Linked DNA regions of Mus musculus: region 2 is linked to region 1. The links are chromatin loops, found by intact Hi-C in ENCODE. Cell type or tissue: heart. All regions are shown on one strand. Region 1 has its middle 5.5 kb from the start of Cfap58. Region 2 overlaps Gsto2 (glutathione S-transferase omega 2).

The links. Hi-C counts contacts between places; a loop is a spot of excess contacts. Peaks named below come from ENCODE experiments on the same cell type or tissue, not always from the same donor. Only the 100,000 strongest peaks of a DNase experiment are listed, where the experiment ranks them.
Region 2: a loop joins it to region 1, with 8 times the contacts of the local background. A loop is called at or near these places in 35 of 42 quality-filtered maps.

What each region holds. Positions count from the first base shown.
Region 1 is chr19:47,930,959-47,933,458 of GRCm38, forward strand. No RefSeq gene overlaps it. Among named protein-coding and RNA genes, the nearest start is that of Cfap58, 5.5 kb to the right of the region's middle. In heart, a CTCF peak has its summit at 1,503 (motif pointing left); no DNase peak of the experiment used is centred here.
Region 2 is chr19:47,881,680-47,884,179 of GRCm38, forward strand. All of the region lies in intron 7 of Gsto2 (glutathione S-transferase omega 2), which reads left to right. Among named protein-coding and RNA genes, the nearest start is that of Gsto2, 17 kb to the left of the region's middle. In heart, no CTCF peak of the experiment used is centred here; a DNase peak (open chromatin) is centred at 1,042; H3K27ac peaks cover 736 bases.

The DNA of each region.
Region 1 (2,500 bases):
ACAAATAGGTGTATTCACCACTGTCACTGGTCCTAGAGTTTGTGGCAACTTCTCTGCTATTCTCCGACAGCTCTCTACCATTCACCCCTACCCTACTATTTGTGTGTGTGTGTGTGTGTGTGTGTGTGTGTGTGCTCGCACACATGTATAGAGTCCATGGAGGTCAGAGGCACCAGATCCCCTGGAGCTGTAGCTATAGGTGGTTGTGCTTCTCCTGATCTGGGTGCTGGGAACCAAGCTTGGTCTTCCCAGAGAGCACGTGGTCTTAAGCACTGAGCCACCTCCGGAGTCTAAGATCCCGCCCTTTTTGCAGGAGGCCTTTTGCAGCTGTCTTGGCATGTGTCCATGCTATTGCCTGTAGTTTGGATTTCTTCTATTCCTCCCACCCCCCTGTCTCTGTCCTTATTCTTTAAGTTCGACCTCCGTTCCTATTCCCGTGGCATCCTTGTCTTTCATATTTGAGAAGTCATTCTGTAGCCATTCACTCGATACTTACTTACTCTGCAGTGTTCTGATGTTTGCTTACTCTGCAGCGTTGCTGGATACATTGTTTGCTAGAGCTACATGCCTCACACACTAGTCAGCTGGGAATTGGTTCTGTCCTCTAAGAGACCAAGGAGCCCATATATCAGGCTGCCTGAAAACCAGGAATTTATTTCTTCATAATACTGGGGATTAGTAGTCTAAAATGAAGGTGTCAGCAAGTTTGCTGTCTTAAGTGGACTTTCTTGGCTTTCCTGTATCTGTGCTTGCTCCTGCTTGTATGACCAGATTGCTTCACAACCTTAAGGGCCCCACCTTTAAATATAATCTCGTTCTGAGCTATGAGGGGTTAGAGTGTCAACATATCATCCGGGGTGTGTGTGGTGTTTGTGACAAATCAGGCCCAACACAACTGAGTACAAGCCTAAGCAAGGCTTATATGATGATTGTTGGTTTTTTGCCGTTCAACTGCCTTGCGAGGAGGATAGGGATTAACCATGTACATGATCAGATCATCTGTTCCCATTATGAGATAGTCTACGAAGTAGAACACAGGGGATGGGAATTCTTGCCAGGGAGGCATTGACTGCGGGTGTGAGATCTGAAGGTAGGATGTGTTGGAACACGCTAGCTTGGGATGGGGGTGGTCCCAGATTCTAGGCAGAAAATGCTGAGGGTTCCACACTTCACATCTTCAAGGAACTAAGGTCAAAGGTCCAAGGCACACAGGGCCCTGCACCCTGGTGTTCTCATTCCATGCCTACCTTTGACTGTTCTGAAGAGTCTTTTGGGAGGGAAGGCAGCCCACACCATTTTTATTTTTGGGTTCAATTGGGGAAACTTGAGCTCCTTTTGTATTTTTCTCTCTCATCATATGTAGTATAGGGCTGGGCACATAGTAGGTGTTCGGGAAATAAGTGTGCACAGGAGGAGTGGGATTAGTACAATGCTCTCTTGGGTGCTGGTCCTCCAGGCTGTGAAAGGTGAGGACTCTCTGTAGTACGATGCCATCTAGTGTTCTCTGTGTTACTGCAACACTCGGGGGAACAGAGTGACTCTAGTTCTCAGGTCAGAAAATGGGGAATCAGTTTGTTCTATCATAAACTGAATTGTTACATCCATTCATCTATCCATTATCCATTTCCCCACCCACACTGATGTTGGTCTGGAGCTCGTCTGTGATCTGAACACAGCACACGTCTTTCTACTGCGTGGGGATCCCTGACTGCCCACTTTGGGATCTTTGTTTTTCCCAGATCATAAATCATGTTGTCAGAATAACTGTGTCTACAGCCTGTGAGTCCCTACTGTTCTTTCTGTGAGTGGGGCATGCCTGAAATCAGGACTTTAAAGAAAATTCTACTCATAATCCCAAGAAAAATTTACATGTCCCTTGGTATATAAGTGTAAAAATTAGGTTACATGTCAAACATTTACTGACAATGAGTCAAAAAGAAATTCACTTAAAATATTTCTGAGGTGTGCTTTTAGTTTTACCATATTTTAAAGGCAAAAGCAAAGTTGCATGCTGGTGGTTTTTTATATTTAGCTAATTTTGACTAACATTTAGTACTGGGAAGGATCTAAAATACCTTCAGTGTTTGTCAGAGTTGATTGATATTCTGGTCTTATTAATCACCAATACTAAGAATGCTACCAAACATACATTTGAAGTTTTAAAAATGCCAAAATTTTGTTATAAGCCACTTAGAAAATTGCTGGCAATTCTGTCCTAATCTCAAGTCAAAATTTACTTAATAATTTAAAAAATGAAACTCAGGCCGGGTGTGGTGGCACATGCCTTTAATCCCAGAACTTGGGAGGCAGAGAGAGGTGGATTCCTGAGTTTGAGGCCAGTCTGGTCTACAAAGTGAGTTCCAGGACAGCCAGGGCTACACAGAGAAACCCTGTCTTGAAAAACAAAAACAAAACAAAACAAAACAAAACAAACAAACAAACAAACAAACAAAAAATGAAACTCAAATAGCAATTTTAAAAACCAGATCTTCTAACACAA
Region 2 (2,500 bases), 49 kb before region 1:
TTTTTAACTTCTGTTCCACTTTGTCTCTCTCACACATCTGGAGGTGTAACATCTGTAAATGCGGAGCATGTCTCCTGTTGAACTTTCTCCCATTGCTCTCGGGCACAGGAAGCCTCTGCCTGCTCAGAGGTTCGAGGGGTTCACTTGGATCTGCACCCACCATCCACTGCTTTACAAGAATTCCGTTAGCTATCACCCAACTCTTACAAAATATATTTTGCATAAGAGAATTGAGCCCATTCAAAGGATTGCAGCTGAGGATTTTCATAGCCTCATCAATCCCTAAATACTGATTTGTATTTTTGTATCTTCATAGAACAACTTGGTCATGTATGGGGAGGGGCGGGTCCTACTTCCCAACACATCGGTGATTCTCCTTACAGAAAATCTCCTCACTGCGGCATGAGCTCAGCCAGGGCTGGCCTGTTCTGTGTGGCAAGGACTTGGAATTGAAAACTTTGAGCCCCCCACCCCCTTATTTTCTTACAAACTCAAAAGACCTCGATCCCAGACCCAAGTCCTTTGCTCCTGCCTCTGGGTATGGGCTTGAGTCTACTGCTCCTTCGTGCCTTAGCAGATGTGTGTGTGTGTGTGTGTGTGTGTGTGTGAGAGACTTCCAACTCGTAAGAACTCTTCCCCTCCTCCATCAAGTGCAGTGTCCAGCAGGAGACAGCGCTGCTTGAACACTGAGACCCAGGATTCCCTGGTGTTGAGCTAAATGATGTCGGTGTAAGGCAGGTGGCTGTCCCAAGGGTGGAAGTTCTTAGACTGGGCTTATTAGAATGCTTGGTTTGAAGAAGTCTGGATTAGCTTTTAAAAATCTCTCTTCTGTCACCAAAATGGGGTGGCATGTGGCCCAAGAAGTAGGATTCTCCCAGTTCTGTAACACCTTTTTCTCAAGAGCCCAGCAGGTTTCTTTCTTTGATCCTCTTTAACTGAGAGAAGGGAGCTTTGGCCGCTGTTCCACACCAACGATGGCCACCAGGGGGAGCCCCCCCACTTCTTCCACTTGTGTTCCCTGCTGATATTCCTTCTTTACCACGCTAGGGGGAGCCCTCGCGTGAGGGGAAGGGCTTCGTGGAGCTAAGCATCTTCACCACACCAAACAGTCCTTTGTTGCTGTCTGTCACTCACTGGGTGCTCCCTGTCACACCTCTAGTCTCCCTCTAAAGTCACTGGGGACAAAAAGAACACATTTGTATTACCGTTTTTAAACTGTTTACTTATTTATATTTTTAGTGATTATTGTGTGTATGCATAATGTGTGTGTGTGTGTGTGTGTGTGTGTGAAAGCAGGCACGTGTGATCAGAGGGTAGCCTTGGGCATTGATCTCACCTCCACCTTGTTTGAGGCAAGGGCCTCTGTTTCCTTTCCTCTGCCTTAGGTTGTCTCCTCGAGAGCTTTCCCAGACGCCTCAGCCTGTGTGTGCACGGAGTGCAGGGGTCACAGATGGTCCTGTTACTCTCTGGCTTGGACTAGTTTTTCGTGGGTTTTAAGGATTTGAAATTAGGCCCTCACACTAGCATGGCAGGCACGTTTATCCGCTCATCCGTCTCTGTAACCTCAGAACATGGTAAAGTGGATTCTTTTGAACACTGTCTACACCAGATACCCTTTGCAGGCTCTTCCTGTCTCAGTGTCTGGGATTCGAAGAGGGAAGCAGTGTTGCGTTTCTGAGCGGTGCCAGGTTTACGTACAAGGGGGCTCCTGTTGAAGATCCTAAAGACAAGTCCCAGGGAGGCCAGGCTACCAGGGAGCCCAGTGTCACCAGGAGGAAGCCGTAAAGGAATCTGTGGGGAGGCTATTCACTCTGTAGTGCACAAGTGTTAGGCTGGCCTGTACACCAATCCCCTTCCTCCGTGCTGTGACAAGTGTGTGGCAAGGGCAGCTTGGGAGGAAGGACTTATTTTGGCTCAGGATTTAAGGGTTCTGTCAGTAAGCAAGCAAGGTCTAGTGGCAGTAGTCTGCAACCGTGGAGGCAAAAGCCTAAGGCTGCTTGTGCACCTCTGTGGGTGATGGGAAGAAGGCCCAGGCTGCCGAGAGTTTGGATGGCCCCTGGCTGTTTTAGAACATGACGGCAGTTGAGAGCCTTTTGCTCCGTTCTTTCCCCTCTGTCTCGGTTACTTTTCTGATGCGGTAAGAAAGCACCAGGACCAAGGCTGCCCGGAAGTCCCTTCCTGTGGCTCTGTGGCTCTGGGCTGTCAAAAGGGTGTTTTCTGTACAGTCCAACTGTGTGGGTTGATTTGAGAAGGAAGAGTTTTGTTTTACTTTAGAATGTCAATGGTGTTGGTATCGTGAAACTCGAAGAATTTGAGTAAACGGAGAAAGTATGGTAAAGGTGACGTGTGATGTAAGGAAACCCACTAAACAGCATTGCTCCATCTAGCTAGCCCTAGCTCCAAAGCTGCTCAAAGAAAGGCAAAAGAAAGACCAGTGGGGTCTGCAGTACCCCCTTGACTATAAACAATATGCAGGAGATGAGATCACAGCTTCAGCAAG